6 separate regions of the Mus musculus genome follow, and all the other regions are linked to region 2. A link is a loop called in an ENCODE intact Hi-C map of the cell type or tissue named here. Cell type or tissue: heart. All regions are shown on one strand. Links, peaks and the distances in the headings refer to the core of each region. The heading gives the core; the rest is flanking DNA. Region 1 overlaps Adamts17 (a disintegrin-like and metallopeptidase (reprolysin type) with thrombospondin type 1 motif, 17). Region 2 has its middle 23 kb from the start of 1700112J16Rik. Region 3 overlaps Cers3 (ceramide synthase 3). Region 4 overlaps Adamts17 (a disintegrin-like and metallopeptidase (reprolysin type) with thrombospondin type 1 motif, 17). Region 5 holds the start of Adamts17 (a disintegrin-like and metallopeptidase (reprolysin type) with thrombospondin type 1 motif, 17). Region 6 overlaps Lins1 (lines homolog 1).

Region 1 (5,226 bases), core at 778-4,777, 140 kb after region 2:
TTTTTCTTTCTTTTTTTTTAATTTTTTTTTTTTTTTATTTCCACTAGGAGTTCAGCCAGCTCTGTTCTTAGCCATGGATACAAACTGGAGGCATTTCCTGTTCCAGGTGGTTTTGAGCAGAAAGCCAGCCAGCGTGGGCTGAAGGTAGGCGGGGGTGAAATTCTTCAGGAACTGCTCCCAGCGAATGTGAGAGTAATTCAGAATGAAACTGGGTTGACTTTCCAAGCACCCAGCCCTGAGTGGAAACACGGCCTGCTGGAGCTGACTCTAGAAACATAGCCAGGGAGCGTGGACCACCTTCAGGCTTGCTCCTGTCTGTGTGCCAGGGCTGGAATGACTGGGTTATGAATTTGGGGTAAGATAAGGGGACCAAAGCTGGTTCCAAGCTCCCACGGAGGCATGGCACTGCTCCTGGGGAGCTAAGTCATTCAGGCATTTAAGCCAATCCTCTTGGGATACAGACTGGCAGTCACACACAATGAAATGTCATCTCCATCAGTCGACCGATGGTCCTGATTAGACTCCACTGGAGATTCTGAGAGGCTCCAGACTGAAATGGATTCAGGTGGAGTGCAGAGCTGGGCATGAAAGGAAGCCCCCCTGGGGCTTTTGCTTGCTATCTGCAAATCCAGCAGAGTGATGCTCTGTGGCGGACTGGGGTGTTCAGGTCTCTAAAGCGCTGCACTGCCCAGTGACTGGGAACCACAAATGTGGATGTTACTACTTCCCTTTGTACATGGGGCCTCTAGGCCTCCACGGTAGAGCTGTCAGGGCCAACTGTGACAGCAAGCCATCATGTGGGTCTCATTGACGAGTTCCTTTATATCCTAGGATTTGTTAACTCTGGCTCCATCCTCTGCCATGCTTACACTCCGCAGAAGAGCAGAAATGGAGGTGGCTTCATTACTTCTCCCAGACTCATGGAGATGGGTCAGGGAAGATGGCTGTTGGGGCATCTTGGGAATCCAAGGATGGACTTTGCTGCTTTATGGAAGAACTGGCATGGTGCACTTAGAGCTTGGTGAGCTCTTAGACTACTGGGCTCATCATTTTGTGAGGTGATGGTGAAAGCTGACTTTGATCTCTTGTGGAGTCTCAATGCTGTGCCCTTGGGAAAGAAACATGCTTCCCCGGCAGAAGGATTCATTCTCAGAGCATCAGCCAGGGAAGGTAAATTTGCAGGTGACACTAAGAGACAAGACTAATGATGTCAACACTGCAGACGTTGACTCATTTTCTCATGTAAGTGGAAAGGGGCAGGATCTCTGGGAATTTAGCAGAGGACTGCCACTCTGAGAAAGTTGCCCCAAGCAGTATAAGGCTTGTTTTAGGCAGCATTCATAAACACTGTTCTATGTGGTGGTCCAGCTTGGTAGGCTGGGCTGGGACACCCTTGCCTCTTTCAGGGACAGATGGGCAGTATACCTGGGAATGTCTTCTCCATGGAAAGGACAGCACTGCTACCGAAGGCTCTATAATAGCACCATCGTCATCATCTTAGGCTCTATGTAATGGTGCTGTGGTCTTGATTAACATGCACCTGCTAGAGATGAGTTTTGTGCCTGTTTCAGCAGAGCTAAGTCAAGCTGTGACCATTTCTAAGAATGGCATGGATACTTTTGTGTAACCTAAAATGGTAGGAACATGGTCAAAGACACAATTTCTTTTTTTCTGTCAGTGTTGAAAGTTCAAATAAAAAGGTTTCGTGGGTGATTCTGGTTCACCCTGAACACTTGGCAATTATGCCTCTCCCCCACTCCCTGGACACCTCATGACAGAGGCTGAGATAGGGGCCCCTGAAGAGATCAGCCATGTCTAGCTTAACCTGAACAAGGACCATGGGATTCTGGCTTACCAAAGGATATGGGTAACAACATCTCTGTCCCACTGAACCAAGAAAAGAGCAGCCCTTGAAACTGAAATGAGTGTTCTCCTCCTGAAGCCTGCGGAAACAATACTCAGGAGTTCAGTGCAGTGCTCCTACTTCCTGATGCTCAAGGACCAGGCTGATCTTTGCTGGGTGGTTAACAGCAAGACTGGAATCATTCACTCAGAGGACCTCCTTTAGCTAGGAGGAGTTTCAGTGAATATGTCCCTCTACAGAGGGCAAAGAGCACCAGTCAGGATCCAATTCAACCCTTTAGAGCTATGTAAGTGTTTGTGCTTGAAGTCAGCTCGCCAGTCACTATGAAGTTAGGTCCCCAGGGCTTGGCTAGGGCCAGTGCTGTTCTGTGTCCCACTCAGCTTAGGACCACTGTTCTCTCTGCAGCAAGAAACATGTCCAGCGCCCTTGGCAGCCTGCAGGGGCTCACTGAAGGGTGGCCTATGGGTCTCTGCTGCCTGGGATAACTGCCTGGGTTCTGCAGGAGGGACACATCCCCAGTGTCTCATGGATTTGTCCACATTTTTATTTTCCATCCTGTCCAAAAGTGATGATTCTAACTGGATTCTCCCCCATAACATAGCTTGGATCTTCCTGTGAAAAGTGCTGTCTGGTCCATTTTGGGTACATATGATTTTCTAATGAACGTGCAGTTATAACACCAGGGTTATACCTGGGAGACGGTATATAGGGAGTACAGGTATACACACACACACACACACACACACACACACACACATATATATATATATACACATACACATATATATATATATATATATGCACTCCATATATATATGTATGTATATGTATGTGTATGTATACACACACACACACACACACACACACACATATATAAAACTGGAAGAAAGATTTAATGTCGGAGCCACAAGCCTCCGTAAGTCGTAAGAATCAACTCAGAGGGCAGAACTTTGATTGAATGAGTTTTGTTTTACCCAGGAAGCTGTGAGCAGGTTTGTCTTCCACCACACGGATCCGCCGAGCTCCAACCGGAATGACAACCGCTTCGATATAACCTGTGGTGACATATGACATACAGATGAAGCACACCGCCGTCTGGGATCAGAGGCCCACATGGAATCCCCATTTAAACTGCCCAACTATGCCCCCTGTGGTGAGTTCAGAGACTGCATGCTGATACAGCTTGAGAAATTGAGCACCAACTCACGTGGAGCTCTATCTTCTAAGACCATTCAGTGTCTTGGCTGTTCCACTGGTAAGTATTCTATGTTGTGTTGCAATCCCCTCTCTTGAACATGTATTTTGAAACCCTCAAACCCAGGCCCTCTACAGAGGGCAATGTGCACTAGTCAGGATAAAAATCCAAACCTATAGAGATATGCGGGTGTTTGTGTGTGTTAGAGTATGACCTTATTTGGAAATAGGACACATATTTAGCTAAGGTGAAGTCATATCAAATTCAGCAGGATCTTAGTTTGAACACCTTTTTGTTAAAAAATTAGATTTACTCGTTTATTGTGTGTGGGATACACATGTCACGCTGCATGTGTGGATGTCGAGGGGACCCTTGGGAAACTCAATCCTCTCTTTCCACCATGTGGCTTTGAGGGATCAACTCAGGTCATTAGCCTTGGTGGCAAGCTCCCTTCTCTGCTGAGCCATTTTGGCTTAAAATAGCTTGTAAGGAGGAAAGATTTGTACACAGGTATGCCACAGGCCATGAGCACATGACAGTGGAGATAGCTGAATCTTGCACAAGGTAAGGAACACTAGAATGCACACCACCAAAAGCCAGAGGAGAAGAACAGACCAACCCTGCCCATGCACTTATCCAGGGCAAGAACCTAAGTTCCTTTTGTTTGTGCCTCCCAGCCAGCAGCACACTGCTGCAGCTGCCTGGACCCCATCATAAGGAACGCTCTGGTCTCACTCCTTTGCTGGAAAGTTCCTTCATGCTCTGTCTAAGCTTACCTTTCCCCTGAATGTCCACAGGATCATAACAAAAGCAGAGGGAGTCATCTTACAATGAAACCATGCCCTTCCCTTGCTCCGCACCACCTCCTGCCTCCGCTGCCCTGGTGACTGGCTTCTGTGGCTTTTACAGCCTATACTTTTGCCTGCTTCCTTGACTACTGCCATGTAGAGGGAGAGCTCTGCCTGCTCTGTCTGCTCACGGAGCTGGACGAGGGTAGTAAGTGACCCTTCAGAGTGGAAATGCCTAGACACCATCAGAGATCCAGTCAGGGAATGGCGCGTAATGTCACTAAGTGATCCAATGTGGTCTGGGATTCTGAGGTGCAGACTGGTAACCATTTACACCCATGTTTGGGTTCCAGACAAAGGTATCATGCATTTACCTAGCCTCTGGGAGGGTGCTGTACGTCTCAACGTGGTCACGTAAAAACAGAGATTTCCAGGCCCAGCTACAGGAAGGCCAGAAACTATCTGGAGGAATTATTTACATCTTGATTTCTCCCAAGATAGATGCCATTTTATTTTTAAAATGGTGCTCAATCATTGAAACAACCTAATCAAGCTAAAAACTAAAATTAACTTATATCACATCACACTAAAAATATTTCAATGCTTTAATTTTCAACATGTCTCGTGCATTTAAACACACGTGCTTTCTGTTAATCTGATGCTATACATGCTTTCAGTGTTCAAGGAGAATTTAAAATGCAGCCATGATGTGCACAAATGTTTATGTAAAAGGCAACGGTATGTTTATGAGGTAACAAGAATATCATTTTGCAAAATGCAGATTTACACAGCAACTAAATCAGTGGTTCTCAACTTGTGGGTCACGGCCTCTTTGGCAAACCTCTCTCTCCAAAAATATTTACATTACATTGTAATTCATAATAGTAGCAGAATTACAGTTATAAAATGGCAATGAAATAATCTTATGGTTGGGGGTCCCCACAACACAAGGAATTGGATTAAAGGGACAGCATCAGGAAGGTTGAAAACAGCTGGATTAAGCCATGGAGATTCTGATTCTGTTTAATTGCTCTGAGGTCTGTTATTGTTGGGGAGAAAATAATACCACAATTTTAACAGATACACAAAAACAATGGGTTATCTTCTTTAACTTGTTATGATGAGAGCTATTAAATCTTTAGGACATAAAGACTCTCACTGCATCACAAGTGATAGTAATCTATTCCATAGCAAATGTCTTTTCAATTGAAAAGATTCTTATGGATGCTAAATACTACCCCCACCCTTTTTTTCTTTTTTGATTACAACAGGAATAGATATACTATTCTGCATTTCAGTTTGTGAATTATACAATGAAATGAATGTATTTTTATTTAATATATATATATATATAATATGTTATAACTATAATATAATAT
Region 2 (5,226 bases), core at 812-4,811:
GCATCCACAATAGTGTCTGGGTTTAATGGTTGTATATGGGATGGATCCCCAGGTGGGGCAGTCTCTGGATGGTCATTCCTTCAGTTTCTGCTCCACACTTTGTCTCTCTAACTCCTCCCATGGGTGTTTTGTTCCCCCTTCTAAGAAGGATCTAAGGATCCACAGTTTGGTCTTCCTTCTTCTTGACTTTCATGTATTTTGCAAATTGTATCATAAATGAATATTTAAATTAGGACCATACAATTGTCTTCTTTACTTAGATTCAAACACAGACAAAATGTTTGCATAATACCCAGCACTCCAAGTGGACCGAGTAGCCAAGTAGTGAGAACATAGTGAAGACAAGGTTGGTGGGCTCGTAACTTCCTGCTTCAAAACTTACTGCAAAGCTATGGTAAAAATACACAATCACAAAGCTAAACAACAAGTAACCGAGGCCAGCCCCGTAGCTAAACCACAAGGAGCCGAAACCAGCCCTGTAGATCAGTGTGCTCCAGCTGCTGATCCAGGACAGTCCTTCCAGGGAAAGCCAATGGAGTTTAGACAAGGATGCCAAACTCACTCAATGGACAAAATACTCTTTGTCACAAAGAACATGGGCACACCTGGATCTCCTTGTTTAAAAAAAAAAAAAAAAAAAAAAAAAAAAAAAAAAAACCTGCATTTTCACCACACACCACAGGGAAGAAATTGGCCCATGACTGTTTTATCTCATTGTTTTTAATCTTATGTTTTTATTCTTCTTGGGACTCTAGTGCTGCTCAAATCTACAGTTTAATAGCTTATCATCATGTTTTAAAATTTCTTTTCTTTGAACTTTCCATACACAACCTCTATACTGTCCCTTTCTTCTCTCCTTTTTGGCTCCTAACTGTCAACAGCGCAGGCACTTTCATGGTGTCCTGAATGTCTCAGACATTCCTTTTCCTGTTCCCCAACCTTTTAGCCTCAGCTTTATTATACATAATATAAATATATATTAATATATTAGTAATACACTTTATTACCGTTTTATTTATTTATCTCCTTTGTTTGGGCTCCCAGTTCCTAGTTCTTCAGTTGAGTTCAAATTTCCATTGAATCCATCTATTTGAATTATAATTTTAATTACTTTTCTAAGTCGTAGATTCTTTTCAAAATTATTACTGTGTGTATGTGTGTGTATGGATACATGATGGGGTGTGTGAGGTGTGTGTGGGGGTGGTGTGTGGGGGGGGGGCAAACACAGCACAGCACATGTGTAGAGACCAGAGGAACGCTTTAGGAGGTGAGTTCTCTCTTCCATCTTTACCTGGGTTTGAGGGTTACCTGCTGAGCCTCTCAATGGCCCACATCTCCTCCTATATTGCTGTTGTAGCAGAACTGTAAATGTATACATAGTATTCAGATGTGATGTAAATACATTTAGCTGTACCTAAAAATAGTTCCCTTCAGTTTCTGTTTCTAGTGTTTGAGGGTCTTGGGGGAACTTTGAGCAGACACAGTGTGCTGTTATGCCATGTGAATTAGGTTTACTCATCATTTAGTAAAAAGACTTAAGGCGGCACAGATAATACCTTCATGTCTTCTCTGTTTTATTCAGTAACTAGAGTTCGAGCAGACGGTTGACCCAGGCTGGCCTACCAGCTCACATAGATTACATAAGTTCCTCATGGTGAGTTTTAATTCTGTCAAATGTAGAGTAAAATCCCTTGTTTTAGATTTTAAGAATCAACTTGATTACTAAATGTGAACTCCTTGAAGCCAGTGAACGTCGAGTAGGCACTTTTTTTTTTGTAAGGCAACCCTGTTAAATGGTAAGATGTATCAATCAATAGAAGACTGTGTGAGTGTGTGCATGCATACACGTATGTGGTACCAGATAGATGATAAGCATAGTACGATGAAATTAAATAATATTAATAAAATATGCTGTATTTTATGTAGGAAGGACTACACACAATGCAGATGTATCCAGGAGACAGGAACATGCTTGAGCGTGTGTGTGTGTGTGTATGTGTGTGTGTATGTGTGTGTGTGTGTGTGAGAGAGAGAGAGAGAGAGAGAGAGAGAGAGAGAGAGAGAGAGAGAGAATGCTTTCAGAATATGTCCACCCTCAATGATGCTGCCTCCCACATTCAGCTGGCGGGGTCAAATATTTGCCTTAGGAGTTGTTCAGATGAAAACCGGGGTGATCCTTCCACGCCCCACCCACATGCCACTGTGTAAGTCTGTTAAAGAAACTCACTCACCGGCCTCCAGCCTCCAAACCCAGGGGCATTATCCTGCTTGGATTGCCTGAATATGGAACAAGGATGCTCTGCTGAGAGGCACGGCATGCTCAGGTGTAGCTCAGGTACTGAATGGACCATGGGATGAACTGTATGGGAGGCTCCAGGCCAGCAGGGGGCACTGCAGCGTCGCGTGAGCTCAAACTTATCTAGTATTTCTCACCCAAAATGTAGGAGCTCGTGAGAACCTGAGTAGTTTGCTTTTCTACTCAACACTCATGGTCGAGATTGTCCCTGAATCCACGGCTCAGTTTCCTCGAATACAGGATGTAGCTTCCCAGAGAAAGAGAGAGAGAGAGAGAGAGAGAGAGAGAGAGAGAGAGAGAGAGAGAGAGAGAGAGAGAGAGAACCAGGAAGGCACCTGTTTCAGGTATAAGCCATGCTGGTGAATAAGAAACTCACTTGTTAGCTGGTCTTTGTCCCAGGACTTAGAGATGTGTAGCTCCACAGTTAGGGTCACTTATCCAGCCCAGGTACTTGGGGGCCCTTTGAAGCTGGTACCTCAGAGAGACCTGAAGGCTCCAGCTACTGACACCCTGTTCAAAGGGTTTGAAGTCTCCTACTGTAGAAGGCAGAGCAGTGCCCTCCATGTGCCCACACTCTAGTCCCTAGAACCTTTGGAAAAGCAGCCTTATATGACACAGAAGAACTACAGTGTAGAAGCAGTTCAAGGGACTGATCAGCTGGGATAGGACTGTTCTGGGTTAGCCATGTGGGCCGGTGTCATCCTGGAACAGTAAAAAGCAGACCAAGGTGGGAGAGAAAGAGGTGGCAGTGGAGCGGCATGCATGGCAGGAGCAGGTCCTAAGGGGCAGTTCCATCTGCTTCCCCTTCCAACTGTCCCTTTAGGGCCTTCCCATCTTAGATGCACATATAGGTCCTATGGGCCTCAGAGGGCAGAGGAAGCAAGAGTTTCTAGGACTGGCTGCCAGAGCAGGAGGCCCAGAGGAGTCTGGGGCAGAGGGTGCAGTGTGTGTCACCACTCCAGTGCAAGTGTAGACTTCTGTGTCCAATGACACAGGATCCACAGACACCAGCTAACACCACACGCTGGCTTGTGAGTTTGGATTTGACTATTTGCACTGTCTCATTACTCATGGTCCAGCTAAGGGGGTCTCAATATTGTTGATCTTTACAAAGTACTGAGCCTGTGGTTCACTGATTTTCAAAGTTCTCTCTTTTGTCCTCAATCTAACAATGATCATTGCCTTCCTTCTGCTACTCTGGGCTTCTAGTTCCCTAAGGCAGAAAGGTAGGTCACCAATCTGTGACTTGCTTTAGTTTTGTTTGACTCTCTCTCTCTCTCTCTCTCTCTCTCTCTCTCTCTCTCTGTGTGTGTGTGTGTAAGTGATAAAACAAAAATTTGTATGTATCTATCTATGAATTGTGAGGCTTCAAAATAAAAGATACATTGTGAACTATTTAAGTCAGGGCAAACATATGGCATCAAGCATCATTTATTTATAAAGAAATATTTAAAACATTGTGTAGTGTTTAGAAATGTGTAGTACACTATCCTTATCTATAGTTAACTTAATGTGTAAATTACATCAGTATCTTTTGCTCTTAACTATAACTTGGTTCCTATTGGCCAACTCTATTCTTCTCCTTCTTCAACTCCCAACTTCTGGAAGATCATCGTCTTAGGCATCCATATTTGAGTGAGATCAGTTACATAGTACTTGCCTCTATGTGTTTGGCTTAGTTATTAATATAAGTATATCTATATTATATAATAATATTTGCTAGAAATCATTATTTTGGACATAATAGTTATGGGTTATAGATAGGTATAGATATATACATATATCAGCACTGATTTTTAACATTTAAAACACATTTAAGCATTCCTTCACCAGAGGCTTCCTCCTGCAGCAGATGGGAAGAAAACCAGAGACCCACATCCAGATATGTGTGTGTGTGTGTGTGTGTGAGAGAGAGAGAGAGAGAGAGAGACATTGGATCACACAGGTCTCCATCAAATCCCTCCTCTCAGAGCTCAGGGGACCCTGTAGAAGAGGAGACAGAAGGAACAGGGAGACAGGGGATTGAGGACACCAGGAGAACTAGACCCTCAAAAATAAAGGAGCCAAGCTCATATGCAGTCACAGAGATTGAAGCAACAAGCGCAGGGCCTGCAGGGGTCTGCACAAGGTCCTTGGCATATATACTACAGCTTTCAGTTTAGTGCTTTCCTGGGACTCCTGAGTGTGTAAACGAATGAGTCTCTGATTCCTATGCCTTCTCTTTTATTTTTCTGTTGTCTCATTTTTTTTTTCTTGTCCAACTTGAATATGATGGCTTTGATTTTATTTCATTGTATTTTATTCTGACATGTCCGGTTGTTATCTCTTAGAAGCCTGCTCTTTTCTAATGAGAGACAGAAAGGGAGTGGGTCGATGGAAGAGGAGGCGGAGAGGATTGTGAGGAGCAGGGGGAAGGGAAACTAGATTCAGGCTATGTTGTATGAGAAAAGAATTTACGTTTAATGAAGGGGGAAATATTTTGAAGAAGTTCACTTATCAGGGGACACACACACATAGATTGTTTCCATTGCTTGGCTTGTTGTGATGGGAGTGCAGGTGTGCCTTCAATATACTGACCTCATCCTCCTGGTCTACAAATCTTGTTCCTAGCGGGATTGCTGGATTGGAAAGTAGTTCGTTCTTTTGTTCTCCCCCCTCTTTCTTTCTTTCTTTCTTTCTTTCTTTCTTTCTTTCTTTCTTTCTTTCTTTCTCTTTCTTCTTTCTTGGTAGTCACTCCTATTAGAGTGAGGTGATCGCTCAAGGGATCTTGATTTGCATTTTCCCAATATTTTCTGATATTGAACATTTTCAAACATAGATGTCTTCTTTTGAGAACTATCTATTTGGATTTACTGTACATTTTCAAATCATGGGTTTTTATTTTAATTATTTTATTTGTTTGTTCATTTCGGCTATTGAGTTCCTTATGG
Region 3 (5,098 bases), core at 1,099-5,098, 380 kb after region 2:
GGAAATACTTCGTTAACTAGACACATAAAAGAATTTTAGTGAGACCTTTTACCAAAGTAAGAACAATAAACTCAACAACTATGCCCTAGAGTAAGTAGAGACATTTTAAATATGAGATCACATTACAGATATAACGCACATGGTACTGTGCTCATAAAAACAAATATTAATTTAAGGCTTGTTTTTTTTCTGTTTTTCCTACAATTCTTTAACAAGATACTTTGTTGGGAACAGAATTCTGAAGAGTTTTTGTTTGTTTGCTCGTATTTGCTTAGCCTGAAGGTTTTAAAAACACGCAATTTTAAAAATTAAAAACTGAAACTCTCAGACCATTTAGTGCGCACAGGACCTTTGTGACTTAGGGTGCCTGGCGGCCTTCTGGGTTCTTCACTGCGCAGTGGTCAGAATGTGTTAGATCCTGAGACCACAGCATGGCTTCCTCTTTCCGCTTCTAAGAGTTCCTTCAGAATTTGAAGCTCCCAGGCATGCCACCCTGGGGCTGGCTTCCTGGGTAATATGGCTCAGTGAGCAACCTCTCCGGGACCCCCCCACGCTCCTCAGTGGCTCCCGAGTGACCGTCTCAGCCCATGGCATCTCTGTGAGCCTGAGGATGGGGATCGGGGCTGACAGCACAGGGCAGCTTGACACCGAAACTCACGTCCCTCTACGCCAGGACCCTGCCAGGAAGGCTCTGGGCTCATCTGAGAATTATCCCTGGAAACAACATAGTCACAAACAGAAACAAACTTCTGGGCCTTTGTACCTCCGGGTATCTTACACATTAAGAGCCATTTTTAAGATGGAGCTTCTCACACAAAGTTCAGCCAGGGTTGTCTCTTTTGTCAAAGCTGGAATTCTAGTGCAGTGAGGGGTCGCTAACACCTGCAGGGGACACGAGCACTCCTGTCAACTCACCCAGTCCTTACTCTAACTCTGTGAGGTAGTAGAGCAGATGCCTTCAGAGGCCCTGTGCAGAGAAGCACCTCGGCTGCCCAGGGTGGCTCAGGAGCCCTGGCAGCCTGCCCTCTCCTTTGGCTCTAACTGCTCTCTTGCCACTGCAAACACACTTTTGGAAGATGAGGTGCTACTGTGGCCAACCACCAGGAGAAAGTGGGTAACCTGGACATTTGTCAAACCATGGAGCATGTACAAGGTGGTAAGTTTTAAAAAAAAAAAAAAAAAGTTCAGAGAAAACGAGTTCCTGAGAAAGTCAAGTGCTTCAAATTCTGGAAGGGGGGAAACACAACAACAACTGACGAACTGACCCTGCCTGGAGAAATCTCTGAACTCTGACCAGCCTGACTTAACTGCTGACCAATCCACGGGTATTCCACTTCTTAACATTTTATCACAGTCAGGGTGACTGAGTTGGGGGCCACCTTGAGCAACATAGGAGACTCCATCTCAATAAAATAAAATAAAATAAAATAAAATAAAAGGCAAAATGGGGTCTCTGTGGGTCCACAGCAGTGGATAGAGGAGCAGTTCCGGCCTCCCAGTGTCCTGGCGCCACATTGTGCTTCAAGCTAACGGCCATGCTGACCATTGGCAATGAGATGCCTGTTGGTCCCAAGGCCATTCTTCAAATACTCTGTCTCTTTGCCCTTGGTGCTCTCTGCTTCCTCTTCCTCCTCCTCTTCCTCTTCCTCTTCGTTGTCACTCCTCACATCCTGGACGTTCTAGGCAAAGGACAGAATGGGCCATGAGTGACAGCATTGCTGGAGGAGCATCTCATGAGCACACACAGAGGTCGAGGGTAGAAAGCCAGCTCCTGTTATATAGGAGCCTCCATGCCCACACACTAACCTTCCTAGGGCACACCACGGCACAAGTCAGAAGCAGATTTTTAAAGACTAAAAATTCGAGGGCTGGAGTATGGACTCCTTAGTTTAGAATACTTGTGGCTCTTGCAGAGAACCAGGGTTCAATTTCCAGCACCAATTTCCATGAAAGAATGTGCACAGGACAAGCATCTGTCAGTTGGCCTATGCTTTCGGGGATAATCACACACACACACACACACACACACACACACACACACACTGTTCACATAGGGGCTCACAGCCATCTGTAATGCCCTCCTTGGTTACATAACACATATACATATGGGCAGGCGATACATTTACTACATAAGATAACTTGATTATGGCAATGGCATATATATGTGTGTGTGTGTGTGTGTGTGTGTGTGTATTCAAACTCTGCTGGGGATACGACCTAGTACCTCAGGTTCTTAGCCAATCCACAGTGTCTTTCCTACACTCAACTTAGAATAAGAAGAAAATATACTCAAGGGACGCTGTCTCCCTCCCACATTTGTCACGTTCTGCAGACAGGGAGGAACAGGTAACTATTCTGAATTCTCCCAGAATGCAACTGTGCATGCAGTCATAAGATCACATTCTGTTGGGTTCAGGGGTTCACAATTCCTGAAATCAGATATTAATGGCAAAACTACCAGTGACATCTGAGCAGTGTCACGCCTGTGTCAACTGTGTTTCTGCCTTCCCATCCATGAAAGAATGTGCACAGGACAAGCATCTGTCAGTTGGCCTATGCTTTCGGGGATAATCACACACACACACACACACACACTTTTCACCCGTAAGTATACAAAGTTGTTGGAAATGTCTTTCATTGTTCTGCTTTTATGACAGCTGGGGCGTTGCAGTATTGTTTAAACTTCTGTTTAGAGGGGTTCAATATTACCCAGGAATTAAAGTTCAGGCCAGTAAAGCCAGAACTGCTGGCTCTGACAATGAGTCAAAGCCCAGACTGTGGATTTCCTGCCAATAAGAATGTGCTAGGTTGATATGCAGGTGTTTGTCTGCTGCGAAAGATCTAATAATAGAGATTCAAAAGTGTGTGACTCAAACATTAATAAAATGCTACTTTAAGTCCAATTTTGTTTTACATGTGACATCTTTACTATAACTAACAGTATTGACGTTTAAAGGGCTTACAAAGGGGCAGGTTGGACTGAGCAGTCCGTATGAACATTAATATTCTCCATCATGATGACTGGACATATGAAATATCCTCTTTACTTAATAGACAGAAATCTAACAAAGGTGAATGTAGGAGATTTGAGGCAGGTAAGTGACTTTGACAAAGCCACCACACAGCAAGGGCGCAAACACGGAGCTCTACCGTCCCCTGCTGGACGGAGCTGGGTGGTGTAATCACTGGGAGAGACAGAGGACCCCTGTGACCCAGATCTGAGGGAGTCAGCTTTTCCTCACTGGCTGAGTGCTGGCTATCTCTTCACCACCACCCCCAAACCCATTCTGACCTTGACCTTGATACCATCAGGGTTGGCCTTTAGGTATACATTTTAAAAGAATAAAAACCATCTCTAATAAATAATTGTATTATGTTAGACAAAGACTGGCATGTTCATTCTATTTCAGTTAAAATGGATGTTCATCTGGATGTGGTGGAGAATGCCTTTAATTTTATCACTTAGGAGGCAGACGCAGGTGGAGCTCTGTGACTTCAAGGCCAGCCTAATCTATAGAGCAAGTTCCAGGTCAGCCAAGGCTATGTAACAAGGCCCCAACAAACACCAAAAAAAGATGTTCAAAGGCCGAGGAGATGCTCAGTGGTCAAAGTTGCCCAAGCCTCTCATCATCTGAGTTTGGATTCTGAGGACCTCTTGAAGTCAGAGACAGACCCTAACTAGCCTGTTATCTTTATGTTTCTCTGTCAAGATGGGAGGTGGAGACAGAAGAGTCCCCAGAAGTGTGTGGGCCAGCCAGACTGGCTTAGGCAGTGATGGGTAATTATCAGAGTCCTTGTCTCAAACAAAATGGAAGGTGAGGATGGATACCTGACATTGTTCTCCAACCTTCACAGATACACTGTGGCACACACACAGATACACATAAATAAGAAACAATACACACTAGGACGTGCACATACACTCACAAATGTTCAAGATTTATGGGTAGATTTATCAACTCATTCATGACTTACAATGTACCACTTGAACAGACACTAGCTAAGGGATGTTAGAAGAGTGAAATTCTCTAATGAGCTGGAGTTAGAAAAGCTTAAGATAAGGACCACAATCTATAGTCTAGGAAAGAAAGCACAGCTGTAAATCTTTCCAGCAGTTAACATTCATGATAGAAATAAGAACCCAACTGCTTTCTGTCTAGGGGGCTCCTGGAGTGTACACCCGTGGTGAAGACCAGCATTTTCTCCAGCACAGCCTGTTGCTTTGAGTGTCAGCACGAGCACCAACAGCATCCCTGGAACCAGCCACCTCCATTTGTCTCACCGGGCTTCTCACTTGTTGCATTCCAACCCAAATGCCAGGTTCTGTTTCTGGGCCCTCAGAACTTGTCTCATGCAGATTGTTGGCCTTGGACCTTCTACAAATCACCAGAGGCCCAAGAAACTATAGCATACCCACAAGGATCCACACCTTTGAAAAATAGACTGGTGGATCTGTGCTTCCGCAGCCACAGGGCTGGGAGGACTCTGCATGGGTCTCATGCCCATCACGAGATGTGTGCTCCTCACCTACCAGGCCCCACCCCAAGGTCTTGGCAGTCCCCGCCAAAGACTTTCCATTACTATTCTGTTAGTATTCTGGCCATTTGAGATCACTTGCTCCTAGAATTAGCAAAAAAAAAAGCATTCTAGCATTCAGCTGACCTTTCTCTAAAACCTTCCTGGTTCTTCTAGAACAGTCGTTCTCAGCCTTCCTAATGCTGCAACCCTTTAATCCAGTTGCTCATGTTGTGGTGACCCCCTAACCATAAGATTACTTCATCCATACTTCACAACTGTAATTTTGCTATTGTTAAGAATCATAATGTAAATATCCAGGATGTAGGATTCAGATATGCAGCACCTGTGAAAGGCTCCATCGATGCCCACGCCCCCTCAATGGATTGTGACCCACAGACTGGGAAGTACTGCTTTAGGATGAACTATTAATATCCACCCATAGCCAAAGGTGGATGAACACGTTTTTGCCATGTCTTTTACGAAGTTCCTCATCAACAAGCCCCTTTGCTCTCACAAAAGGCTCAGGAAAAAGTGTGTGGTGAAGAACAAAGTGCTGGCTTTTCAGCTGAGCTTTGCAGTC
Region 4 (5,226 bases), core at 434-4,433, 150 kb after region 2:
ATAGGGATTCACCTTTAGCCAGAGTGTCTTCTCTTCACCCTGGCTGCCACTGTCTTAAGTCACCTTTTATAACTATACAAGGGCCCTGGCCAGGTGCCTCACCTTGACTGTAACTAATGTGGTGACTGTTAACTTTGATAGTCCGTATATCTGATATTGAAATGTATGCATGCCAAATAAATGTTCTAGGGGGTGGGGTGGGGTGGAGGAGGCAGGATGCATTGACCCAGTATCCACATTCTGCATTAATGCAGTCTAGCACATTAAATCCTAGGCAGCCAATAGCTAATCACATGGAAATGAACATCACACACAGACTTTCAATGAATAAAATCCACCCTGATGTGATCTTATGCTCACAGATTCTGATGGTGAAGGGTTTAAAAATTAAAGCCAAACCCTTGACTGTGCTTTAATACTAATGTATGGCACTGGGCAGCTGCTCAGAAGCAACAAGCTCACAGGTAGATGACGCTAATGCTTGCTTCCCTTCCCTGAAGTTTGTTATGGGTTCTGTACCCCCAAGCAGCTAGAAGAAAGCATATTAATCTAAAAGTTACCCCAAAGAAGTTCCCCACAACTGAGGGTGTTCCTCTTTACCCACCCACCCACTCCCACCTTTCCACACTGGAGGCCAAAGGGCCTCTCTTCCCACTGACTGATGTCCAGCAAGGCCATCCTCTGTCACAAGTGCCTTTCTTTACTAGCTGAGCCATCTTGGTGATTATAAATAGGGTTCCAAATGATTATATTTAATCAAAAGAAGTCAGGATTAAATAGTAACCCCTTGTCAACTGGGAAGGTTTAATTCCCGACTTCGATGATAACTACACAAGGCAAATCCAGGGTGCCCAGAGGTGAAACAGTATCAGATTCACCAAAGCAAAGAGCAATCGTCTAAGTGTTAGGGCTATGCTACCCAAGGAACCGTTCTATGACAAGGATGTCCTCTGTCTGACCCGAGACCCACCAGCCCTGCTGGCAATGGGGAACCTGAAATGTGGCCGTCATTTCTAAGTTAGTTTAATTTCTGCCAGTTATGATTTAAATTTGGGTAGACTTGAATGATCGGTGCATTTTGCATAGGACAGTTCAGGTCCAGAGGGCAAAGTCCCCCCCCCCCCCCAAATGAACTCATCCTACTGGTAGCTTCTGCTTCTCTCTGGAGCAATGTGATGGGTGTCAACTTCAACTTTTTTCTCTTTTTTTGGTTTTTCGAGACAGGGTTTCTCTGTGCAGCCCTGGCTGTCCTGGAACTCACTCTGTAGACTAGGCTGGCCTCGAACTAAAAAATCCACCTGCCTCTGCCTCCCAAGTGCTGGGATTAAAGGTGTGCACCACCACTGCCCGGCTGTCAACTTCAACTTTAAAATAAAAATCATGTGTATGTACATGTATGTGTGTCTATGTGTGGTGTGTACAAATGTAGTGTGTATGTAGATGTCAAATGTCAAGTTGTGGGAGTTGGTTCTCTATTCCCACCATGTGGGCTTGGGGGATTGAATTCAGGTTACCTTCAATTTTCATGGCAAGCACATCTCCTGGCCCTGAAATTCTGTTTTTAAATTTAAATTTGCATTTGCTATTACCTCTGGGTTTGCTTTCATAAGATTCTGACTAGTGTGTCCTTTTGATAGTTTCTAGAAGGGATGGACCTATAGACCCAGCTTTCTATCCACACAGGAAGGCCAGACTTCTGCCTTATCCTATGGGCTGTTCTTCAAGGCAGGACTTAAAACCATGATTCTGTTCTCTCAATGGGTCAAACTGAACTAACATGTTGCTATGCAAAGCCACGTTCAGGGATTAGAATAGATGTACTCCAGCTTAGATTTATTCATTCCCTTGAAGGTCTGGGAGTCGCTTTGTAGACTGTCCACTCGTCCTCGTTCTCTCCCACAGATGCCCCACTCCTCACCCGACTGAAGGCCATAAGCTGATGTCCTCTGTGACAGTAGACCAGCAAATGGCCTCCTGTTTCTGGACCAAGAAGCCCAGGGCTGGAAAGGTGGTACAGATGGAAAGATCAAGAACACTCGGCATCGGGATGGTGATATACAAAAAGCCACACCACCATTAGCATTGGGGCAAAGAAGATGAAAGGTAAAATGTGTGTCAGTAGTCCCGTAACCAACATAGCCCTTGGGCCCAGCACTCACCTGTCCCCCGGGAGTGGCTGAAGTCACCCTTCACCACACGGCAGGTCTTGCCATCCCCGCTGCAGACACCACACCTATCTTCTTTAGCCGCAGATCCGATGATGCCGTCACATCCAATTTTCTAGAAAACCAAAGGGCTGGTTCATCTGTGTTTAAGATTCCTTGATGTTTTGAAGCTGATTCCCTGCACAACTGATTTCTCTGAGAGGCTATGTGCCTGGTGGGGGGGGGATCCTGTCACATCTTAGTTATTATTAAATTCAGAAGAGAGAGAAAAAAAACTTAACCAGAATACAGATTTGTTTTGTCTTTTTTATCTTTTTATGAATTTATCAAATGTATTTGAAAACATGTACTATGGAATAAAGGAGCCTTGCTACCCTAAAATACCCACAGGGTATCATCTACACATCTCTGAGAAGCAGGACAACCAACCTCTGCCTCACAGCAGACACATCAGGGTGGTGAAGCAGGTAGCCAGAGGGGGGCGTGGTCCCACCATGCCATACTTTACTTCTTACTCTGTGAAATTGCTCAATAGAAACCGACCAGAGCTGAGAGTCAGAGCATCACAGATCATGGGATCTGCTCAGAGCAGAAGGCTCAGCCAATATCCCGTTGCTAAAACTGCATGTAAGGTTCTGTATCCTGCCTCCAAGTCTCACAGTTACTATCCAAGCTAACAGTGGCATAGCTACAAGCTGGCGTCAGAATGGGCCTCTCACCCCAGCCTCTCATGTCACCGGGACCTGCTTCCTTCGACTTCCCCATTTCTGTCATGTGGTCTCCGATGTAGCTCTTCCTTCCACTGGCTTCCTGTGATTTCTAATCCACTCCCATGCTATCATTGCAAGTCTCTGGCTTGATTGCTGGCTGCTTATCTTGAAATTCAGTTAGGTTTTCCTGATTAAGCAGCTTTGTGTGCTCTACATAAACATCCCACTTGGTCCCCATAGCTTTTCCCAACAGCAGTGAAGGGAACTTTGCACATCAAGTGCTGAAAAGATGCAAGTCAGATGGCCCCTTAGGTGAACCCCGGGTTCTCAGGCTGAAGTCAGATAGCCCCTTAGTGAACCCCGGGTTCTCGGGCTGAAGTCAGATGGCCCCTTAGGTGAACCCCGGGCTCTCAGGCTGAAGTCAGATGGACTCTTAGGTGAACTTTTGGTTCTAAGGTTGAGCCAGGCCTCCTAGTTCTGCCTATGTCACCTTTTGCATTTGGAAGCCAGGCCTGCAGAGATATCCTTGTCAGAACAGCAGCAAATCTGAGGCCTGAAGGGAAACAGCCAAAGCACTTTGCCAACAGGACATTTCTCCCTTTGCTAAAGTCAGTGAAAGAAGTCTATTATATGCTTGGCAGGGACAGACATGATTCTTTCGAAATGGAAGCAACCATAAAGCACAATTAGAGTCATGATTTCTGAGTGTTACTGGAGCTTTAACAACTGCACTTATGAGCCTCAGTGTTCCAAGAGAACAAGATGACCAAACCCAAGGACACTCCAAACAGTAAATGGTCTCAAGCCTTCCCACAGCACCCTGCTGGTCCCGGGCTACTCTTTCGTTTGCCCTTAAGGAATCTTCAGGACACACACTTCTGAGCTCCCAAGTTCCTAGCCAACATGCACTGGCCAGGTTGCTGTTCTTTTGGAAAAGTTAGGGACAAGAATGCCTCGTGGAATAACAAAAAGTGCAAGATGTCATGGAACTGGCAAGCTACGCATAAGCTCTCTTTGGTCAAGGCAGTTCCTATATCACATGCAGACTTAAGTTCGAAGAGATCTAGTTAAGAGCCACGTGCTGGAGTGTGCCACATGCTGGAGTGCACCATGCGTAAGCCATGTGCTGGAGTGTGCTGTGTGCTGGAGTGTGCTGTGTACTGGAGTGTGCCACGTGCTGGATTGTGCCATGTGCTAGAGAGGACCATGTGCAGGCCATGTGCAAAAGACATCTTTGCCCCAGGAATGAGAAGCATTGGTTTCTACTGATTTGAATCCTGGATCCCAGGCCTAGAAGCTTTGCCCTGTTGTCAGCAGCAAACATCCTCCTGTCAGCACACCTAATAGCAGAGGCTTTGTCCTCCTCCTCTTTGACCTTCTCTTTAGCATTTGTCACAGTGTGCCACCCACAGTACCTTCAATCTGTGTATACCTGTCTTTCCATATCCACTGGGAATTGGTTCTAGAACTCCTCAAACATAGGAAGATCCAGGGATGTTTAAGCCCCTTACAGAAAATGATGAAGTGTTTACCCAGAACCTACACACATTTTCTTGCATGCTTTCAATCGTCTCAGAGTAGATATAGTAATGAATAAATGTAAATAAGTTTATATTATTTATAATTAAATGATAATAAATCGATAATGATAAGAAAAAACTTGCATACGTTCGGAAAAAATACATTTTTTCTGAAGTATTTTACATTTAAAGTCAGTCGAATCTATAGACAGAATCCATCCAAGGCCGTTATTGAGGACCTACCATGTCTAACCTGAGGACAAAGGTGTGTAAGAAAGAGAAAATAATGCAGAAATAAGCAGATATGTCAGAATGTGTTACAGCTCTTGTCTGTTTCTCTCCCAGCTCTTGCAACTGCCTCTCTCACTTCCCAGCTGCCTGGGCATGGCCAACTGAGCATGTGCCAACTCTGAGCCAACCTTCTGCTTCTCTCTGATTTTCTCAGTAATTCACCTTTTCCCTAGACTCCAACCAACAACCAAAAGTCTTGAGCCCAATTTTTGCTCTACTCCCCAGACACATATAGTCAGAGTCTGATGTGTGACCTTTCTGGAATTCTAGACAACATTTGGATTTAGTGGATCATTTCATCTCCAAAGCTGCTCCAGTCCCACTTGCAAATTCTAGTCAGACATCACCAGTATGGCATGAAAATGATAAGCACCTCATTCTAGCCTGGAACCACTGAGCCATCTGACAATACCTGGGCAAGGACCTGAGAAATCCATTGTCACAGTACATGGAATAGTCTCAGGTTGAAAAACCTGAGATTAAATCCAATTCCATGGTTGTGCCCACTGGCACAGACCACTAGGAACTAAAGTTATGTTC
Region 5 (5,226 bases), core at 830-4,829, 360 kb after region 2:
CTTGCACGAACAGGATGAGTAAGGCAGACTAAACAACAGCAGTGTCTCCTCAAACTGGAATTGAAAAATCTAAAGACTTAGAATTCCACCCGCAACTGGGGTGAACTCAAGAGTCTTGGCCGGGTTCCTTTCTCTAAGGCACAGCGCCCTCACATGGTGCCAAAGGGCAGCGCAGTCTTCCTGAAAAGTTGGCTCAGATGCCATGAGAGGAGGCTGAGCAGCCACTCTGGGAGGACTCTACATCAATGTTCTCCAGATTTCCAGCCTGGGCTCCTTCACAGATAGCTCCTCGCTGGAAACTTTACACCAAGAAGTATAAACTCTGACCTCTCCAGAAACTCACGAAACCGCAGCAAATGGGATTCAGATGTTTCTATGCACCGTACGGGGGTGTGACCTAGACTTGAAACACTTTGGCAAAAAAATGGGAGAAATGATGTGGGCCTCTGAGTCCCTCCCAGAACATGATACAGCGCTGACCCGAGTCCTACAGTGATCTGAGCCTTTCTCACTCCACTTAAGCCTCCTCGCCCACAGCCCACACCCTTTGTCCCCCCGTTCAACGATAACACCTACCAGACCCCACCACAATCTGCTTTGCCTTCTTTTGCCAAGACTACCAATGTCTCCCAGTTAAACAAAAGTAACCCATACCCTGAAATGAGACCTTTAAAGATTCCTGAAAATTAGGCTGCTCCTCAGAAATTACATCCACAGGTCCCCCAACCCTGACCCAGTACTAAGAAAGCAGAAGTATCGAGCAAAATCTCGGAGTCTTGGGCTTTCACGCTGTGCTCCTGGCTGTGTAGGTGGTGATAGAAAGCAAGTGAAGGGGTGGCTTCTCTGGCCCACTACCCCAGAGGTCTGCTGTGACAAATGTAGGGAAACAGCACAGACATTGTAAACTGAGTGATGCCAGGCTTTGGGGGGTGGGGAGGGCAAACCATCTGCCAGCCACGTGCTCTTCTTGGGGGCACCCTGGAGAAGCAGAGAAGAACTTGGCTGGGCACCAACGTAGCCAAGTGCTCAAGTGTGAGCACAAAGACAGCAAAACCACCCCAAACTTCTGTGCCTCTCCGTGCACTTGTCACAGGTGTCTCAACAAGGCGAGGCAAGGTCTTCGAGAAGAAAAAGAGTAAGAGCAGGGCTTTCCCCTGGGACAGGTGAGCACCGCACAGTTCTCACCGAGGGAGCATCCAGATAAATAAATACCTACTGCAGAGTAAGGCACTAGAGATACTGACAACAGTTCCTCTCTTGGTCTTACCTTTTCAGCTAGCAAAAATGAGACTAACCATGGCCTGCCTGGGGTCCCCTCCTAATGTAAGAAGGCTCAAGGGACAGAAGAGAAGTGCTTAGATACCCCATTCCTAGACAGGGAATGAACACTTTAGAGCTTCCCCATAACGTGCAGAAAACATACACACCTGTGCTGATGCTGTCAGAGTGGGAACGACAGGTTCATATTCTTTCCTCTAGGTGAGCTATAGCTAATTTCTCAATGCAACCCCACCTCGGCCAGGTTCAGGACACAACAGAAGCCAGGACAATAACAGGCCTTCCCCTGTGTTCTCTCTCCTAGGAAGGCACAGTCTGAAAGGGCCAAGTGAAGGAGATGGGAAGGTAGGTCTTCTCCCGCCCAGCCCTCCGCGGGACCACCCCAGGAGAAGTAACAGACTGGGCAAGGCAGACCCATAGGGGGCGCGGGCAATACCAGGCCGCCGGCGGCGCCGCAGGCGCTGAGGGAGACGAGGGAGCCCGGGTGGCCCAGGACTCGTCCGGAGTAGAAGCACAGCTCGGCAGGATGTCCGCTGCGCCCCGAGACACCCGCCTCCTCCACCTCGAAGCCTGGGGACAGGAAACGCAGGTCGCGATGCAGCTGCAGGTATAGGTCGCGCCCAAAGGCCGGCAGGTGCAGTAGCAGGGCGCGCTCTCCTTGCCCTGCTCGATGGCCACCTGGAGATGCTCGCGGTCGCCGCCACCGCCGGAGCCCCGCTGCTCCCGGCAGCAACTGCAGGTGCACGTCCTCGGGGCGCAGCCGCCTCGGGAGCACCACCTCCACGTCGGCCGCCGCGTCGCCGACAGCTGCGGGGAGAGAGGACACGCGTCAGCACCAGCCTGGCCACCAGGGCTGCCGGCCGCTCCGGCGCTGACTCGCAAGGCTCCGTGGGTATCGCGCAGCCGTGACCCCGCACTCCCTTCCCTCCCCGAGCCGGGCCTCTCCAAGCTGGCGAAGCCACTCGATCGCACCGGGGGTCAGCTCGCCATCCGCGTGCCGAGAGGGAACCAGAGACCAGTTCTCCGGCCGCGGCCTTCACTCTCCTCCTCAGGGGATGCTGTCAGCGGTCCACCTATGCACCCGGGCGCCGGGATGCTTCGGGAAGGCACCGGGAAGGTGGCCGCGAGAGCTAGGAACGCTACCTGTGCCCGGGTCCAGCCCCCACACCAGCAGCAGCAAGGACAGGACGAGAGGGGGCAGCAGGGTGCCGTCACACATGGTACTTGGGACCAGCAGCCCCCAAGACTGTAGTGATAGAGCAGGGACTCGCGAGGCGGCGAAGCCAACCGGAGTGCAGCCCTGCAGCCTTTGGAAAAAGTAATTAGCGCTGCGGACAAACCCAACATGGTAAATACTAAGCCCCACCTTCTCCTTGGAAAGTAGGCGGTGATTGGGCTTTTGCTTTTCTCTGCCCCGCCTTCCCTGTCCGTATTGGTTAGGGCCGGTCGAAACCAACGTGCGTAGTTAGGTTGTAAGCACTTTCTTACACGTGGTTTCTAGGCAGTAGGTAGGCTGTGACACCAGGTGGCAGGCGCGAGCCGGCTCAGCTGCAGCATCTTGGAGCAGCCAGGAGGACACCAGCCTGGTCTTCAGTTTGTTCACATTTGGGAGATCACCTTTGAGGCTTCCTAGGAAGATAGGCCAGACCAACCAGTTCAGTACAAGAAAAAGAAAATCTCTATGTATTGAAGTGACTCCTATTTTTGATTAGTTTGGGCTGGAAAGACGCAGCCCAGTGTTCCTAGCACACCTGAATTCATGCCTGACTTCTATATCTATGGTGTTTGTCCACACCCCGCAGGCTTCTTGCAGTCTATACTTTCACAGAATCCAAGAAGGTGAGAGCATAATAACACTCCCCTGAAGACTGGGAAACTGAGAAAAAGGAAATGTAAGGAGCCTGCTTAAATTGGACAGCTAGTATCTGTCAGAGCCGTGTCTTGTGTCTGTGATCCTGACTTTAGGTCAGGTGTGTTTAGGGAGGTATATTAGCTGCGCTTTGCATCGCAGGACCCTGGAGAGCTGAGAGGCAGAGCCTGAACTTGAACCCAGCCTTTCACGAACAGAATGAGTGTTCAATTTTCCAGCAGAATCTAGCCAGATATTATCCCTAGCAGACCCCTATGGGTAATCCCATTGGCCTCTTTAAAATTGTCCTACAGATAGCAGGACTGACTGAGCACAGGGATACCACAGCAGTCACAGATGGCTCCTCATCTCTCCCTTTTTGTCTGTTTGCTTGCTTGTTTTCAAAAAGGCCCCTACTCACCCCTCATCACAGGATCCAGACTTCATCACAGGGCTGAATTACCAGAAAGCATCCAGAGACGAGGTAAACACTGGTGAGTTTCCCTAAGTTTGGTGCCCCTGTCCTGGTAAGCTGTCTGCAGCTCTCCACAAAGGCGTATCACAGAATGTGCTGCCGAGCCAGTCTCTGATCTAGTGGCTGTCACTCACCGGTTGGCACCCTCGGGTGACTGGCAGCATGGGTCAGGCTCTGTTGGTGGCTATGAATGAGTAGGGCTTTGCCTCACTTGACCATGAGAATTTGACTGTGACCTCAACCATGTCATGGGAAACAGGAAGAAAAGGAGAAGCCTTAGCCCTGTGTGAGTGTGTGTGTGTGTGTGTGTGTGTGTGTGTGGTCAGACAGCAGCTAGCTATTCTGACAGCCCAGGAATGTTTTTCTTCTGAGAGTTGTTCAGTTTTTTCTCTGTAAATCAAGGAGCTAAGCTATACTGCCTCCCCTTGGAGGGTGAACTTCTAATCATTTGGACTACTCTTGAAAATAATAACAAGGGTCTGCGAGATACCTGACATACCATTAGCACTTTGTTAGATTTACTGAATATATGAATAAAAGAAGAAAAGTGATTGATTAAATCAGATGTTTCAGAGACTCCTCCTGTAACAGGGCCCCAGATATTAGCACAACTGACTCCAGGATGGAGATACTGTTTAGGCTGTAAAACTCAGCATCACCCTCCAAAACCAAACCAGAGGCCCATAACAACCATAGTTATAGGAAAGTCTCTAAATGGACTACTAACCTTGCTCTTTGGTTTCTGTAGCTCTGCCTCTGGCTAACTGTTCTCATTAACCGTATATCAACCCAGGACATGGATTTTATGCTCAAAAGCTCACCCTGAAGAAGGCTCAGGACTACATTGAGGTCCTGAACATGCTGTGTAGTTGCCGGCTTGCTGATAGACTTTCTATTGGCTTAAACCCACGTGTGAGCAGTCTTCTCTGCTGACTACCCCAACAACACTCCAGCTGTCAAATGTGCTAAGCAAGCATCGAACCCATGCCCCTCTCCCTTCATTGTTTGTCATTCTTTCTTGTCTGGAGCTGTTTCAGTTTGGCAAGTTCATGGAGGTTGGATTAAAAACAACAACAATGATTAGGGGCCAGATGTTAAATAGTCCTCTGTAAGCGAGAAAGCAGTGGGACATGGAAGGCCTCCGTTGTTTAGATAACCCCACCTTGCTAATGTGTATGTCTGTACGCAGCACCCCAGGCATTGCTGATGCATAGGAACACTAATAAACGTTTGCCAGATGATCAGCAGCCCAATGCTGTCTCTCCTCTTGTATGTATGCCGCTCAAAGTGTTCTTCCACAATGAAGGATGCTTTGAAAGACACAACTCACAGAGAAACCATGACCAACTCTCTGTAACTAGACTGTGTCTAACAAATACACTTAGTTGCTAATATCAGAGCTCTGCTGGGCTCAAATAAGCAGAGAGAGGCTGTTTATTACATGCTGTTTGTCTTATGTTCTAAAACCAACCACTGCAAAGGAACCATAGTCAGTGAGGGAATGAAGAGACTGGAATCTGACCATTCATAGTGGGAAAGTAACACTGGGCAGTCTCTTTTGAAGTATTGAGAAATGTCCCAAAAAATTAAATATAAAGTTACCATATGGTTCAATGTATAAGAC
Region 6 (5,226 bases), core at 634-4,633, 490 kb after region 2:
TTAAATATTTAACAAAATATTCAAGGAAACAGGTCTCTGAGGATATCAAGAAGTCGAGAAGAACAGTAGAATCGAATGCTACATTCTTCAAGAAGAATAAGAAAACACAGTGAGGGTTACAGCCATGTCCATGTGTGGAGCGGATCCATGCTTCCTTTTCTTGGGTCAGACTTGCCGAAGCATCCCACTCTCTGAAAATGCAGACAAGGGAGGGCTCAGGCTCACAGGTCTTTACAAACATGTTTGCACACTTACTTGCATATCGCTTTAAAAGGAAACAAATCAAAACTGAATCTGCTCACCACTGACCAGTTTTAGTTTCTGTCTGCACAAAAGCCTTCTGTCCTTTCTTCTACATCAGAAGCCCCCTCTCCAGGACGACTTAGTCCATGTTTAAAATGCAACACCAAACTATCTCATCAGGGGTAGACGTGTGACCCCAGACTGACCAGTCAGAACATGGCCTCTAGATCCACAGTTAATCAGATCCTCCCAGAGATATCTCTACAGCTAAGAAACATTACAACTTTAAGACTGATAAAAAGGAAGCTAGAAGCTGCTGGCGGCCAGACCCGAGGAGGAGTCAGTCTGTGAGATCATAATCAGGAAAAATAATGGCTAGCATGATTTCTCTCTCTCTCTCTCTCTCTCTCTCTCTCTCTCTCTCTCTCTCTCTCTCACACACACACACACACACACAGAAACAACCACACATATATAGACATCCAACCACAGAGAGACACAGACAGACACAAGAGACAGACAGATGTGTACACACACATGCGGACACACACATATACACAGTTTTACCTGATGCCAATTTGATGCCCTTAGAGCTCTCAACCAGGCCTCAAAAATTTTTCTATTTTTGTTTAAAACAATTTGAATTGGTCTCTGTCATTTACAAACAAGAAAACCTTAGCATGGTGACATTTTCATACCCAAGGCGTGGAAATCTCCCTCTCTCCACACTGTGAACCAAAGCGAAAGCAATGAGACTCACATAAACCAGAGGAGGAGTAAAAGGGCAGTGCCCAATGCAATCAAGATCCACTCTTGAACTTTCCATCAGGAGTTGATACACTACCAGGACTTCTGTTTCTTGAGTAGAACCTTTGAAATACTTTGAGTGTTGCACTTGAGTGACACCTTTGAAACTGGCCCCACTCACAGATGGAAAGCAGTATTGCTGCCCTCAGCAAATTAATCACACACACACACACACACACACACACACACACACACACCACACACATATACACTACATACATGCACACACTATACACATACACACACACACACACACACACACACACACACACACACACACACACACACAGAGAGAGAGAGAGAGAAAGAAACAGAGAGCTATTGCCAGCGGGTCCTAATGTAGCAAGCACAGGCTGCATTGCCAATCATTAGTGTGAAAGCCCTTCTCCCAGGCCAAGGGAGAGGGAAATGAAGCAGGGCTGAAATAATGGAAAGGATCAGCACTGTCAGCTTCAGAAACAATTCTCACACTGCTGCAAGGATAGAGCAGAAACACAATTGGGTGCCAGTGTCCCAGCAATGTGCCTCCAGGGGGAACAGCCCAGGTGTCAGTGTATGAAATGCCAGTTTGGAAAAGCTCCTCTGATTCTCTATATTTGCAGTCGCTTTGACAAGGCAAAACACAGCAGATAGAAGCTTAATTCAGACAAGTAGTTTTGGAGGTTTAAAAACAATGTTAACCACCAGCTGAGGTTCAGAGCTGGTACTGGCTTCCCCTGCTCACACAAGCAATACCTGAGTATAATGCAAATCGCATCCATTTTCATGCAAGGCAGAGCTGAAGCAGGAGGAAATCACAAGAGAGTCTACCCCAGTAGGGAAAAGAATAATGCACCAGATAGAAACCCACTTTCTGATGTGTGTGTTTCTAGCCCAAGTTATTAGAAATACACAGACCTGGTCAGCTGGAGGTAGATGCTCAGGGAGGCTTTGGCAGCCTCCAGCATGTCATCGTCCTGCTCTATGAAGACCCTGGACAGCCACTCGCATGGGTTGTGTGGCTGTAGAGAGGGCTGGAGGTGAGGCTTTAAGAAGGCCAGTAGCTCGGACATGAACGTCTGCAAGGCAACTTCAAATGACAGAAATGTCGAAGTTCAGGGAATGCTTGCTTATAAACACACAAATACCATCTTGTCCATATGCAAATTTGTGTATGCATTACTGTAATCCACACTCTCAGAAAGCCCTAGACGAGGTATTATCTGATCCACAATGGAGAAATGAGGACAGCAAAGGTGACTTATGGAAGGACACACGTTTAAAAGGTACGGTCTGGGCATCTACCTGCCAAAATCGAGTCACTGTTTGTCTAAGAGATAACTATGTGATCTCACGATGACAGCAGGGTGTAAAACTGAGTGGGCAAAGGCCTCTTCCTTGGTGACCACAGCTTTCTGCTAACTATAGACTGCTAAGTCATAAAAAGAAATAGCTTCAAAACGACAGAAAAATCTTCCTTCCTTCCTTCCTTTTGTTTGTTTAAGAACCAAAAGAAAGTACAAGTATGGCAAAAATCTAGACTTCTGGGAGTTTAACTGCAACTCAAACCTCTGAATTATGTAACAGATGCCACCTAGTGTTATAAACTGTAATCGTGCTAATTAAAACATCCTAGGATCCCTAGATCATCCTGAGAGGTCACCATAGCTGAAAAATCAATGCTCTCTCCTAGTAACTGCAGGCAGCCTGCCTGGAGACCTGCACTGTTCACTTCCCTGGTGCCATGGAAGACATGTCCTCTTCAACACCACATTGAAAACTACTCTTCCAGGCACTCTCAACCCGGACTGTCACTTTCAAGTAATGTGCAACAATTCCTTTATCAACAGAACTTCCCAATAGTGTCAACATAACTTCTGATTATCAGTAATCAATATGAATAGTCTGGGTGCTTTTATGAATAATATAATTAAATATGAGCTGACTTCCATTTGCTTAGTAGTGATTCAAAAAGCAACTATTTTTGTACTCATTATCCAATGCATGTTAATTGTATAAAAAAGCTCACATGCTTCTTGAAATTCCAGTCCCTTACAACCCCCTTTACCTTTAAAAAGTATTTCCTAAGTTTAGCCAGGAAAACACAGCTAAATTACTGAACTGATACTAGCCTCAGTACTCAATAGTCATGAGTCCTCTTCGTAAGTGAAAACTGAATTGTATAGAATTTTGAATAAAAGGAGCCTAGAGAATACCTTTCATCTCAGCTGCTGAGGTGCAATTCTGGGACTTGATTTCTAAGGACTTCACTGTAATTAAGCTTGCTGCTCTCAGGGTCACGTGATCAGGACCAGTCCTGAGTCTGCATCCAGGTTGAACTTCATCCCCTCCAAAGCAGGAAGGCTTTCCAGAAACAGCCAGTGCCTTCCACAACCCCACATGTACAGCGTGCAGAAGTGTGTCAGCTAAAGTGAGCATGTCACTGTCCAGAAGGTGATCTGGTGACATCAGGGAGGGCGCAGGTTCCCGGCAGAGGTCTTCGCCCACTTTACAGAGAAGGCACTTTTTGACGAGTATAACCAACTTCCTTTTTATAAAAGCTGGAATAGGCCAGGCAAGAATATCTAGAGCATGGGGTTTCAAAAATAGCATCCTCTGGCTCCTGAAGTGCAGTTTCAGGTGGATTCTGGAGGCTACGAGAAGCTCAAGCAGCTCCAGAAAGCACATCAGGCTGCTGGCTAAGTTAGAGGGGCTCTGGAAGTCTCCAAAATGCTGGGAAAATAAGGAATTGTAGAACACTTCAAAAGTAATGTCAAAAGGAGTCAAGAGCTGCTTTAGACTTTCTGTAATTATAAAACAGGAGTTATAAGCAACAGGAAGAACAAAAGCTTTCTTAAAACAAAAGTTTACAATTTAATCTGTGTGTGTGTGTAAATAACGTTGTAAGATAAAAAAAATAGGTTTAAGACTAGTTACCTCTAATAAGACCAACTGAGAATACACAGATTAACAGCTAATTACTAAAACTTAATGCATGCTTTATGAATATGGGCAGACTTTACAAGAGATGGTTGATGATTAAGTTTTCATTTCTTTTTTAAAAGGTTACCTCGAGAGATAGTTCATCTGGTAAAGTGCTTGCTGCGTAAGCATGCTTACTGAGTTAGGATGGCTAGCAGTCACAGAAAAGTCAGATATGGTGGCACACAACTGTAACACCCGTGCTGGGAGGTAGAGCTGGAGCTCACTGGCAGCCATCCTGGCTCAGCGCATGAGCTCTGGGCTCACTGAGAGATCTTAGCTCAATAAATATATGGGAAAGGCATCGAGGAAGACACCGAAGATTGACTTCTAGCCTCTACAAGCACACACATATCCACACGCATACGTTCATACACCCAATACATACACCACACGCCACTCCAAGGTTATGTTCAATAAAAAAATCGGGCAAGATCGTAGATTTTTCCATACTTCAAGAGAGATGAGTATAACATGAGTCTTACTCTTCATTATAAATGCCCAGCCCCTGAGGTGGTAATCCTTTGTGGACAGGCCATCTCTACCTGCTCTCTGTGAATGTGTGTCTTTAAGGATCTCTTTTATCACAGCTGTAAGGATCCAGAGGCAACGCACTGCTTCACCACTCTCAGAGGACTCCGAGAGATGCTTCTGGCAGAAAGTGACCCAGGAATTACTTAACATTTTCTACAAATGAGGGGAAAAGGGGTAGTTATTATTTTGTTTGTAATAAAAAACTATCACACAACATACAAAATGTTGTTTACTTGTTTGCTTGAAAAAAGTATGCTCTGACAAAACAAAGAAGGAAAATATTCTAATACTCTTTAAGGCAGGAAAGGCAACACAGGATAGAAGTGAAGGATCAAAAACAACTATGAAAATATCCACATGTCATTTAGTAATGATACACAATGTCTTTCTTTTCTTTATTCTCCATTCTACTATCTAAATATTCTACCATAAACACCTTGCATATTCAAAGTGTTATTTTAAGAAAAAAGCAATTGGAGCAGGAAGACAATAGATGCTTGGATCTGCGTGTGTTTGCAAGCACAGGTACGTGTGTGTGCAAGTGCACAAGGTGGCCTCAGGTGGCCTCCGAAAGCATTTTCTTCTTTATTTTTGGGGGATCTTATTTCATTCCTACATTTTTGGATTTGCATTTTACTGTGGGTGAAAGTATCTTATTAACTCAAATATGTGAACTTTAAA

What was found. Peaks named below come from ENCODE experiments on the same cell type or tissue, not always from the same donor. Only the 100,000 strongest peaks of a DNase experiment are listed, where the experiment ranks them.
Region 1: a loop joins it to region 2, with 2.9 times the contacts of the local background. A loop is called at or near these places in 6 of 42 quality-filtered maps.
Region 3: a loop joins it to region 2, with 8 times the contacts of the local background. A loop is called at or near these places in 25 of 42 quality-filtered maps.
Region 4: it touches region 2 in a loop (2.3-fold over the local background); 7 of 42 quality-filtered maps call a loop at or near these places.
Region 5: it touches region 2 in a loop (5-fold over the local background); 30 of 42 quality-filtered maps call a loop at or near these places.
Region 6: a loop joins it to region 2, with 10 times the contacts of the local background. A loop is called at or near these places in 16 of 42 quality-filtered maps.

What each region holds. Positions count from the first base shown.
Region 1 is chr7:67,059,759-67,064,984 of GRCm38, reverse strand. It overlaps Adamts17 (a disintegrin-like and metallopeptidase (reprolysin type) with thrombospondin type 1 motif, 17), which reads right to left. Exons shown (of 23, transcript NM_001033877.4): 16 at 2,839-2,919. Among named protein-coding and RNA genes, the nearest start is that of 1700112J16Rik, 160 kb to the left of the region's middle. In heart, for the core only: a CTCF peak has its summit at 3,016; no DNase peak of the experiment used is centred there.
Region 2 is chr7:67,196,756-67,201,981 of GRCm38, reverse strand. No RefSeq gene overlaps it. Among named protein-coding and RNA genes, the nearest start is that of 1700112J16Rik, 23 kb to the left of the region's middle. In heart, for the core only: a CTCF peak has its summit at 2,368 (motif pointing right); a DNase peak (open chromatin) is centred at 2,341; H3K27ac peaks cover 592 bases.
Region 3 is chr7:66,818,271-66,823,368 of GRCm38, reverse strand. It overlaps Cers3 (ceramide synthase 3), which reads right to left. Exons shown (of 11, transcript NM_001164201.1): 11 at 1-1,679. The coding sequence ends at 1,527. Among named protein-coding and RNA genes, the nearest start is that of Adamts17, 19 kb to the left of the region's middle. In heart, for the core only: no CTCF peak of the experiment used is centred there; no DNase peak of the experiment used is centred there; H3K27me3 peaks cover 446 bases.
Region 4 is chr7:67,048,971-67,054,196 of GRCm38, reverse strand. It overlaps Adamts17 (a disintegrin-like and metallopeptidase (reprolysin type) with thrombospondin type 1 motif, 17), which reads right to left. Exons shown (of 23, transcript NM_001033877.4): 15 at 2,160-2,280. Among named protein-coding and RNA genes, the nearest start is that of 1700112J16Rik, 170 kb to the left of the region's middle. In heart, for the core only: a CTCF peak has its summit at 2,635 (motif pointing right); no DNase peak of the experiment used is centred there; H3K27ac peaks cover 291 bases.
Region 5 is chr7:66,837,107-66,842,332 of GRCm38, reverse strand. It overlaps Adamts17 (a disintegrin-like and metallopeptidase (reprolysin type) with thrombospondin type 1 motif, 17), which reads right to left and starts at 2,598. Exons shown (of 23, transcript NM_001033877.4): 1 at 2,422-2,598; 2 at 1,715-2,085. The coding sequence starts at 2,497. It overlaps Gm33627 (a long non-coding RNA gene), which reads left to right and starts at 2,542. Exons shown (of 4, transcript XR_391554.2): 1 at 2,542-2,626; 2 at 3,537-3,621. In heart, for the core only: CTCF peaks have their summits at 1,690, 2,591 and 2,798 (motif pointing right); DNase peaks (open chromatin) are centred at 1,832 and 2,692; H3K4me3 peaks cover 1,521 bases; H3K27ac peaks cover 1,044 bases; H3K27me3 peaks cover 771 bases.
Region 6 is chr7:66,708,766-66,713,991 of GRCm38, reverse strand. It overlaps Lins1 (lines homolog 1), which reads right to left. Exons shown (of 8, transcript NM_152815.2): 5 at 4,557-4,698; 6 at 3,246-3,833; 7 at 1,948-2,119; 8 at 1-191. Among named protein-coding and RNA genes, the nearest start is that of Lins1, 21 kb to the right of the region's middle. In heart, for the core only: a CTCF peak has its summit at 2,627 (motif pointing left); no DNase peak of the experiment used is centred there.